Regions from separate parts of the Homo sapiens genome. Here region 1 is linked to region 2. A link is an interaction called in ENCODE POLR2A ChIA-PET data of the cell type or tissue named here. Cell type or tissue: CD4-positive, alpha-beta T cell. All regions are shown on one strand. Links, peaks and the distances in the headings refer to the core of each region. The heading gives the core; the rest is flanking DNA.

Region 1 (5,377 bases), core at 233-5,232, 59 kb after region 2:
TGAGATTGCACCACTGCATTCCAGCCCTCCAGCTTGGGTGACAGAGCGAGACTCTGTCTCAAAAAAAAGAAAAAAAGAAATACCTGAGACTGGGTAATTTATAAAGAAAAGAGGTTTAATTGGCACATGGTTCTGCAGACTGTACAGGAAGCATAGTGGCTTCTTCTTCTGGGGAAGCCTCAGGAAACTTACAATCACTGGGGAAGGCGAAGGAGAAGTAGGCACGGAGCAGGAGCAAGAGAGAGAGTGGGGAGGTGCCACACACTTTTAAACAACGGTATCTCACAAGAACTCTATCATGAGAACAATACCAAGGGGGAAGTATGCCCCCATGATCCAACACCTCCCCCCAGGCCCCATATCCAACGTTGAGGATTACAATTCAATGTGAGATTTGCCTGGGGACACAGATCCAAATCATGTCACCTTGCTATGCCAGGGCCTGCCTCGTCTTGTCTCCTTCTTTGTAACAGTCTTCCCTGGCTTTTCATGGGACTAGTTCCTTCTCCTCCTTTGGGTTTTAGCTGGGGTCACCTCTTGGGAGGTCTTTTCTCTCTTTTTTTTTTTGAGACGGAGTCTCACTCTGTCACCCAGGCTGGAGTGCAATGGCGTGATCTCAGCTCACTGCAACCTCTGCCTCCCGGGTTCAAGCATTCCCTGCCTCAGCCTCCCAAGTAGCTGCCCGCCACCACTCCTGGCTAATTTTTGTATTTTTAGTAGAGACAGGGTTTCACCATCTTGGCCAGGCTGATCTTGAACTCCTGACCTCGTGATCCACCTGCCTCGGACTCCCAAGGTGCTGGGATTACAGGCTTGAGCCACTGCGCCCCGCCCTGGGAGGTCTTTTCTAATCACCCTCCTCAACCATCCTAGTTGCAAGTTAATCTCAATCGTTTTATTTTCTTTCAACGATTCATTATCATCTGGAATTATTTTGCTTATTGTCCTTCAACAACTCATCACAATTATCTTGTAAAATTATCTCATTTATCAGCCTGCTCCAACCACAACGTAAGTTCCCGTGTCAGTCTGGTTTCCTCGTATATCTTCGTATATTCCCCAGGATTAAACTAATCCAGGGGAACCTCTGGGGTCTGTGGATAGAGTTTGGGCTTTACGAATTTCCATAGAAAAATAAAACCCGCATCTTTATTTTCACTAATCCCTAACTGAAGTTTAGTATTTCCTCTGTCATGAATGTAGGCAACAAACCACAGTCGTATGAACTGGATTTGGGACTGTGTCACACGCTACAGGTTTATAGATATCTTGAAATATCATTTATGCTGATCACTACTATGAGGTTATAGTATTTGTTAGACCTATTGCTAGATCTTGTTATTTACTGCAATAAAGAAATATGTAAGGCCAGGTGCGGTGGCTCAAGTCTGTAATCTCAGCACTTTGGGAGGCCGAGGTGGGTGGATCACCTGAGGACAGAAGCTTGCGACGAGCCTGGCCAACATAGTGAAACCCTGTCTCTTCTAAAAATACAAAAATTAGCTGGGGGTGGTGGTGAGTGCCCATAATTCCAGCTACTTCGGAGGCTGAGGCAAGATAATTGTTTGAACCTGGGAGGCAGAGGTTGCAGTGAGCTGAGCCGAGACCGCTCCATTGCACTCCGGCCTGGGTGACAAGAGCAACACTCCGTCTCAAAAAAAAAAAAGGAAGTTACTATATCACAATTTAAAAATACCTTGGTAACTGTTTCAATACATTTGGCTTCTTTTATAAGCCTCTCTGTTTATTTTATGCATTTATAAAGCCTTAGCCTGAATAAAGGGTCCGTAAGTTTTCACCTGGTTACTAATAGGATTCATGGTACAAAACAGCTTAACTACCTTGGTGGCCTAGAACAGTGTTTGGCACATACTAGGAGCTTGATAAAAATGTTTTTGAGTTGGCTGGATGAAGGGAGGTGGAGAAGGAAAGACCTAGGCTGAGGAAACTGGGGAAAATTCAAAAGCAGAGAATTTTGTCCTGGAAACAGAAAAACTGGTGTGGTTTGTACTTAGAAATCCAGTGAGAGGTTGGGCGCGGTGGCTTATGCCTATAATCTCAGCACTTTGGGAGGCCGAGGTGGGTGGATCACCTGAGGTTGGGAGTTTGAGACCAGCCTGGCCAGCATGGTGAAACCCCGTCTCTACTAAAAATACAAAATTAGCTGGGCATGGTGGCACGCACCTGTAATCCCAGCTACTCGGGAGGCTGAGGCAAGAGAATCGCTTGAACCTGGGAGGTGGAGGTTGCAGTAAGCTGAGATTGCACCACTGCACTCCAGCCTGGGCAATAAGAGCAAAACTCCGTCTTAAAAAAAAAAAAAAGAAAACAGAAAAAAAGAAAAGAAATCCAGTGAGAGTGTTGTAAGCTAAAACTAACCAGGTGGCTGATTGGACTTTGTCCTGACACTGTGGGAAACAATGGAAGCCATCAGGCAGGGACAGGAATGATTACAATTGTGTTTTAAAAAATGTATTTGGCTGCCAAGAGGAGAGAAAAATGAGAGGGCCAATGTGGATACCAATTAAGAGGCTACTGTGGGCGGGTTGAAACAGGCTGGTGGCAGTGGAGGTGGGAAGAAGTAGATGAATTTGAGAGCAATTTTGGAGATGAAATAGACACAACTTGAAAGCTGATTAGACGTAGGGGGTAAGGGAAAACAGGAAGGACAGAATGACTGCGGTTTTCTTGCCTGAATTGCTGAGAGGATAGTGGGTAGCTTACTCAGAAGGGACACGGGGGGAAGGAGCAGGGAGGTATGAGGTAGCCTGAAACTTCAGTATCAGTGTTATTATTTTGTTCTCAATCTGGTTTTGCAAAAATGTCTTGGAACTCAAATGATGGAGACTGTAGTTTTACTTCTCGTTCTGCCACTAACTTGCTATCTCAGGCACTGCTATGGTCTGTTTATACTGGTCCCTGCCAAATTCATAGGTTGAAATCTTCACCTTCCGCCTCATCCCCTTACAGAGGTGGAGGCTTTGGGAGGTGAGGTTCTGCCCTCATGATGGGATTAATGCCCTTATAAAAGATGCCCCAGAGAGACCCTTCACTCTTTCTGCTGATGGGGTTGGATTATGAAGGCAGCTGTCTAGGAGGAAGCAGTTTCACTCCATCTGCTAGTGTCTTGAGCTTGGATTTCCTATTCTCCAGAACTGTGAAAAATAAATTTCTGTTGTTTGTAAGCATCCAGTCTGCAGTATTTTGTTATAGCAGCCTGAATAGACTGACAGGCACCTTTCTCAACTTTGTTTTCTCATCTGAACGATGGAGCTCCAGATCATGTCCTGCACACCTCACATGCTGGATCGAAACCCTCCTGCCCACCCTCCTTCCTCAGGTCAAGTAAGAAACCTTTGAGCATATGACGTTGCCAAAGGAGCCTCAAAGTTGGTGATTTTTGTCTGAGCCTTGAATTATAGCTTGGGTCTTATATGCGTACTAGGATGAAATTCGTTAGCTATCATTAACAATAAAGGTGAATTTTTTCATTATCATGTATCAGGCTGAAACTGCCATTGCAAAATTATAACTGAGACAGTGAAAGCGATCTGACCTAACCAACTTGATATTGCTTCTAACCTCCAAACTGTCCTTGTTCATTCCTGGGTGTAGGCTGAACTAACTTTGGGAGGAACTATAGTTTAAAACAAAGATGATAACAGCCCTTTCTCAGAACAAACCTCCTTTTTGCCTGGGGACTAGACTGCCTTTGTAGGACTAACAAATTAGCCACAAGATTAGAAATTATGGTTTAGGAGTCATGCAGCTGGAGGCTACAAGATTGTGACCCTCCCTAAACTGTTCCTGACATCAGTGCTTGAGATATTTTGCAGACTCTGCACTTGATGGATCAGCTGACATCACCTGGATCCATAAACTGGCTCATCTGATCTTGCGGTCCCCATTCAGGAACTGACTCACTGCAAGAGGACAGCTTCAACTCCCTATAATTTCATCTCTGACCCAAACAATCAGCACTCTCAACTCACCAGCCTTCCCCCACCCACCAAATTATCCTTCAAAACTCTGATCCCCAAATGATCAGGGAGACTGATTTGAATAATAATAAAACTCTGGTCTCCCACACAGCTGGCTCTGAGTGAATTACTGTTTCTCTATTGCAATTCCCCCATCTTGAGAAACTGGCTCTGTCTAGGTAGTAGGGAAGGTGAACCCATTGGGTGGTTACAAGGCATTCTGCTCAGTCAAGCACTCTGCTAAGTGCTTTACATGCTTTATTTATATTCTTCATTTTATTTCTCTATGACAACACTATGAGGTAGATATTATTATTATACCCAATTCACAGACGTTCAAGTAACTTCCCTCAAGTTACATAATTGTAGGTGGTAGTGTAGAGATTGGAACCTCAAGTCCAACTCTAGAATCTGTACTCTTAATTCTTACACATTCCTGCCTTCTTGGATTAATTATTCTGTTTTGGCCCAGGTGTCCATCAGGGTTCTCCTGTCCCCTGTGACTTAGATTGGATTGGAACATTCTTCCATTTCATATTCTGTGCAAAGTCCATGGCCTCCCTGATTTCTGTGAATTCAGGTGAGCTCCTATCATCATGGAAATCTTTGGCTTGGAGCTCCTGCTTCTGTGAAATTATTTCAGTTTCTGGCCCATCCTGCATGTGTCTTCCCCGATCTGTGCTCTGTCAGCCCAGCTGTGGAAACCAGTGTCTTTCCTTCATTTCTACCAAGACTTTCACTTGCATAAAGCCCTTATGTTTGTAACAGATTTTGCCAAAAGTCAAAAGATGGAGGGATTTACCATGCAGATAATGCACATTTTTTAAAACAAATTAGATTTATTTCTGTTTTTCTTTTCTTTCTTTCTTTCTCTTTTTTTTTTTTTTTTTTTTTTGAGATGGAATCTTGCTCTGTCGCCCAGGCTGGAGTGCAGTGGTGCAATCTCGGCTCACTGCAAACTCCACCTCCCAGGTTCAAGCAATTCTCCTGCCTTAGCCTCCTGAGTAGCTGGGACTACAGGCACCCGCCACCACGCCTGGCTAATTTTTGTATTTTTAGTAGAGATGGGGTTTCACCATGTTGGCCAAGATGGTCTCGATCTCTTGACCTTGTGATCCCCCTGCCTCAGCCTCCCAAAGTGCTGGGATTACAGGCTTGAGCCACTGTGCCCGGCCTTATCTCTGTTTTTCAAAAACTCCATAGTGATTTCTGCCATTGTGTTAGTTGAGATTTAGGCTAAGATGTTGAAACAATAATATCCCCCTCCCATTCCCAGCAACGTACAGTGGTTTTATCTCTCTCTCTCAGCCCAGAGCTTAACAGTCCAAGTGAGGGGAAGGTCTACTGCCCACAGTCACTCAAACCACTGTTCCTTCTATCTGGTGTGTCATCATCCC
Region 2 (5,377 bases), core at 189-5,188:
AACTTGGTGGAGGTCTATCCAGACATCAGGCAGATTTCATATTTTCACAGACAAAGGCTACGTTTACGTCTAAGGGGAAAACACAAAATACTAAGATAGAAACCTCCAAAGCCCCCTCACCTTTTCAGACAACAAGAACCCCCAGGGCAGAGGGTCTTCCTCACTCTCAGAGTTACTTTGACTTCTCATCTGGTTTCGTGTGGGTAATGCATTTTCACTCTTGAGTTTCTTTTCTTTTTAAGGTATTTTCATTATGACGTTTGTTCTTTTGCAAAGAGCTAATTCTGCAGAATTCTACCCAGGGAGGGCCGAGGGAAGTTAGTGAAGGTAACGATACCAGTTAGAAAGTTGAGTTTGGGTCATCTCAGGGGCCTCCTTTGGCCTCCTTTGGCTTATGTTCTAGAGATGGCCCTTACTTCCCAGGAATAGATAGTGATGTCTTACTGAGTTGCAGGTAGAGTCTGTATTGAAGCGCAAGATTTTCTTCCCTGACTTGTCTGGGAATCCTTACCCAGGACTGTGGCTTTCCTCTTCCATATCCCTCCACCAGGAGGCAGGCTCTAAGCCTCTGTGCTGTCATCCTTTTGCCACTTCCATGAACATGCCTTCAAATACTTGAAAAAGTCACTATAGCGTAAAGTATACTTTTCTCTTTTGGTGATGCTTTTCTGCATTTTCTCTATAACCAGAGAGTAAGAATAAAACTACAGCTTGGGACCTGGCGCGGTGGCTCACACCTGTAATCCCAACACTTTGGAAGGCTGAGGAGGGTGGATCACCTGAGGTCGGGAGTTTGAGACCAGCCTGACCAACATGGAGAAACCCCGTCTCTACTAAAAGTACAAAATTAGCTGGCATGGTGGCACATGCCTGTAGTCTGAGCTACTCGGGAGGCTGAGGCAGGAGAATCGCTTGAACCTTGGGGGTGGAGGTTGCAGTGAGTTGAGATCTTGCCATTGCACTCCAGCCTGGGCAACAAGAGTGAAACGCCATCTCAAAAAAAAAAAAAAAAAGAAAGAAAGAAAACAAAAGCCCCCACGCTTTAAAACTTTTAACACGAAAAGTTTTGAAGCTACACCAAAGAGGAGAGAATAGGCTAATATACCCCTGTATACCCACCACTCAACCTCAATAGTTCTTAACACTTTTCCAATCTTACTTTATCCATTGTTTTTGCTTGTTTTCTGGAATAATATAAAATAAATCCCTGACATCTTATTGATTTTCCTCATCAATACATCAACATCTCTATCAGATAAGGGCCTTAAAATACAATTGACAAATTGATTGATAAATAAGGACCTGACAATACAGTTATCACCTAACAAAATTAGCAATAGTTCTTAAATGTCATCTAATACCCAGGCCATATTCATATTTATTTGAATATCTAAAAGAATATAAAAAGGACTTCTTTTTTTTTTGAGACGGAGTCTCACTCTGCCATCCAGGCTGGAGTGCAGTGGCACGATCCCCCCTCACTGCGACCTCTGCCTCCTAAGTTCAAGCGATTCTCCTGCTACAGCCTCCTGAGTAGCTGGGATTATTAACCACCATGACGGGCTAATTTTTGTATTTTTAGTAGAAACGGGGTTTCGCCATGTTGGCCAGGCTGGTCTAGAATTCCTGACCTCAAGTGATCCACCTGCCTTGGCCTCCCAGAGTGTGTGAATACAGGTGTGAGTCATGGCACCCGGCCTGGACTTTTTTGAGTCCAGGCCTCCCTCTGTTGTCCAGGATGGAGTGCAGTAGTGTGATCTCAGCTCACTGCAGCCTCTGCCTCCCAGGTTCAAGCGATTTTCCTGACCCAGCCTCCCGAATAGCTGGGACTACAGGCACAGGCCACCAGGCCCAGCTAATTTTTTTTGTCTGTGTTTTTAGTAGAGATGGGGTTTCGCCATGTTGCGGCTAGTTCAAGACTATCCGCAACATGGCAAAACCCCATCTCTACTAAAAGTGATCCACCCCCCTTAGCCTCCCAAAGTGCTGGGATTACAGACGTGAGCCACCGCGCCTGGCTCTCAGCCTGGACTTTTAAAACTCTTATGAGTAAGAAGAAAGAAGAGGTGGCTTGGGGCTGAGGATAGCTATGAACAGCTGTGATTCAGGAGGCAGAATTATTCAGCTTTGCTCATCTCCTTTGCAAGGAGGAGAGAATGAAACAGACCTTTAAAAGGGAATCAGAAGTTGGAGTTAGTGCTTCTAGGAATTGTAAACGAATTCAGCAGTGTAGACCTAGAAAAATTTTCAGAGTCACTGATAGGGATTCACAGAAATTTTCTGTAGCTTCAAGGGACCAGCCCAGCCTTTTTGTTCCCTTCTGAGACCACATTAAAAAGACAAAACAACATACAGGAAGCACTTCTTCAAAACTGCGCAAATAGCACATGCGTATCGTGGACACATTTTTAAATGCACTTAAGCAAGGAGAAGAAAATGGGAATCACATACAACCCCAGGACCCAGAGACAAGCCAGTGGGCACCACTCTAGACATTTTCACAGCTCTGGAATCTCCTGTACAGGCCATTTTGAAACCTGCCATTTTGAAACCTGCTTTCCACCCATTTAGCTTAGGAAGCCTTTTCCTGTGTCTGTGAATAGACCCGTACGATGTTATGTTAATGGATTTCAATATAGGAGCAAATTGGTTTGTGCAAGACCCACCTATTCTTAGGTGATTTTTTTTTTTTTTTTTTTTGCTATACATAACATAGAAGAGAACATGTTTCTAGCTAAAGATTTCATGTCAAAGCTCATGGGAGAGGAAGATGACCCTGGCTACCCCACTTCTCTTCCCCTTCATTCAGTAAACGATAGCCTTGTCATATGACGGCAGCCTGTGGCTCTCCTGAAAGCGCTCTGTCTCTTCAGCAGGCCCCCCAGTGGGAAACACCCACCTCTTCATGGATCTCACAGATCTGTCTCTCTCCTCTGGTGCTGCCTATGTTTGCCAGCAGCTTCTCCCAGGCCCCCAGGCCTACAGCCTCAGAATCACCTTGTTTCAGGCCTGCGTGTCAGTTCCGCCTCGTGGATGTTGCTGGGGCTTCTCTCCCTCTTTCTTGTCTCACAGCATCTGCTCTGGATAAAGTCATCCTTGATCCCAACGGCAGGAGCCTCCCACTTGCCTCTTTGGTCTTTCCCACCTGCAATCCAGCCTAACCTGCCACAAGAATGAGCTTCCTACAGCCCAGCTTGATCTCCCATTCTGGGCTCCGCCTTTTAGCCCAACTGAGCTGCCTCTCACCCTTCTAGGTGCCCTAGGTTTTTCCTTCATTGCTCATGTTTCTCTTTCTTCTCTGTGCATCTCAAGCTCAGTGGTTTTAAGGGTCATGTTCTAATACCATGGCCTCCACAAAGCCTTCCTTGATTCCTGCTAGTTGCAGGTAGCACCTTTTTCCCTTTGTTGGCACTTTATTTGTTCCTCCCTCAGATCCTTGCTGAAGTTTATGTCTGGTGTTGCCATTAGACTGTAAGTTTTTTTGAAGGCAGAAGCTGTGTTTTCTTTAACTTGGCTTCAATGCCTGACACAGAGTAGGTGCTCAAAGAGGTTAGTAACATTTAAGTTAAAAGAGAATGGATTGGTAACAGTTTTTTTATTTTTTGAGACAGGGTCTTGCTTTGTTGCCCAGGCTGGAGTGCAGTGGTGTGATAATGGCTTACTGCAGCTTCAGCTTCCTGGGCTCAAGTAATCCTCCTGCCTCAGCCTCCCAACTAGCTGGGACTATAGGCATGCTCCACCATGCCTGGCTAATTTTTTTTTTTTTAGTATAGACTTGGTGGTGAGGCACCGGAGGCGGGGGGCAGGGGTCTCATCATGTTGCCCAGGCTGGTCTTGAACTCCTGGGTTCAGGTGATCCTCCTGCCTTGGCTTCCCAAAGTGCTGGGATTATAGGCAGGAGCCACTGTGCCTGGCTAGTAACATTTTATGTGCCAAAGACCCAGGGATTTTAATTGACTGTTAACTGATTTTAACTGGAGTCAGCTGGAGCTAATAGTGTGCTGTGGCTGCTGATGAGCAGAAGGCAACCTTGGATTGTATAAAATCACAGGCTCATCTCCCATAATCCCTCCACCGGCCACTTCCTGCTCCCCACTGAGCAGCCCACAGTGCAACCTCCCTGAACTTCTTCTACTTCCCCAAATCAAACATGTATTTTCATGCCCCTGGGCCTTTGCACATGCTTCTCCCCACCCCCAAAGCCTTTCTTCTCTGTTGCTTATCAAAATCTTACTCATCCTACAGATCAGCTGTCACCTTTTAAATGCGGGGCTCCCAAATCACCACTCCTTTCTCCCATCTCGAGAATTAATGCTCCCTCTCCTGTGTGTCTGTAGTACTGGTTCATATCATCATCATCATAGCAGCTACTATTTGCTAGTACCTGTTTTGTTCCAGGCACTGTTTTAGGCTCATGACATACACTAGCTCAGAACCATCTTACGACAACCCCTCAAGGTAAATTATAATAATGGTAAATACTTCTACGGTACTCACTCTGTGCCAGGCACTATTCAATGTGGTTTACATGCACTACCCATTTAATTCTGTACAACCACCTTGTAAGGTAGGTATCATTATTTTATTTTAATTTTTATTATTAAAAATAATACCATCAACCAACTCACACCAGGTAGGCACCGTTATTATTGCCTATTTACAATTAGGGAAGAGGGGCTTAGAGAAGTTAAGTGACCTTTATGAGATCACATAGCCAGTGGGGCTGAAAGGCAGTATGGTTCCAGAGTCTGTGCTGTAGACACTATGCATAGTTGACTTTGTTGTCAAAGGAACCGAAGGTCAGAGACGTTAAGTAATTGCCCCAAGGTCACACATTTAAGTGGCAGACATTGGAGCCAAACCCAAGCCTGCCTGACCCCAGGTCTACATGCCCCTTCTTACTCTGAACTACCTTTCTGTCTAGTAGGAGTTGGCAAACTTTTTTGTGTAAAGACCAAATTGAAAATATTTTAGGCTTGGTTGCAACTTTATGTTGCAGCGAGAAAGCAGTCATAGGCAACATGTCAATGAATGGGCATGACTGTGTTCCAATAAAATGCTATTTGTGAAACCTGAAACTTGAATTTCATATAATTTTCACATGTCATAAAATATTTTCCTCCTTTGGATTTTTTTCAACCATTAAAAAATGTAAAAACCACCTGTAATCCCAGCTACTTGGGAGGCTGAGGCAGGAGAATCGCTTGAACTTGGGAGGCAGAGGTTGCAGTGAGCCGGGATCATGCCACTGCAGTCCAGCCTGGGCGACAGAGTAATACTCCCTCTCAAATAAAATAAAATAAAATAAAATAAAATAAAATAAAATGAAATAAAATGTAAAAACCATTCTCAATTTATGGCCCTACAAAACCAGGTG

Evidence for each region. Peaks named below come from ENCODE experiments on the same cell type or tissue, not always from the same donor. Only the 100,000 strongest peaks of a DNase experiment are listed, where the experiment ranks them.
Region 1: POLR2A ChIA-PET joins it to region 2 with 9 read pairs; 13 of 35 experiments call an interaction of 5 or more read pairs at or near these places.

Annotation. Positions count from the first base shown.
Region 1 is chr4:40,287,135-40,292,511 of GRCh38, forward strand. No RefSeq gene overlaps it. Among named protein-coding and RNA genes, the nearest start is that of LINC02265, 17 kb to the right of the region's middle. In CD4-positive, alpha-beta T cell, for the core only: no CTCF peak of the experiment used is centred there; DNase peaks (open chromatin) are centred at 2,677 and 3,897; H3K4me3 peaks cover 232 bases; H3K27ac peaks cover 1,810 bases.
Region 2 is chr4:40,228,639-40,234,015 of GRCh38, forward strand. The region is part of intron 1 of RHOH (ras homolog family member H); the gene reads left to right. Among named protein-coding and RNA genes, the nearest start is that of RHOH, 34 kb to the left of the region's middle. In CD4-positive, alpha-beta T cell, for the core only: a CTCF peak has its summit at 477; DNase peaks (open chromatin) are centred at 553 and 2,343; H3K4me3 peaks cover 2,521 bases; H3K27ac peaks cover 4,263 bases.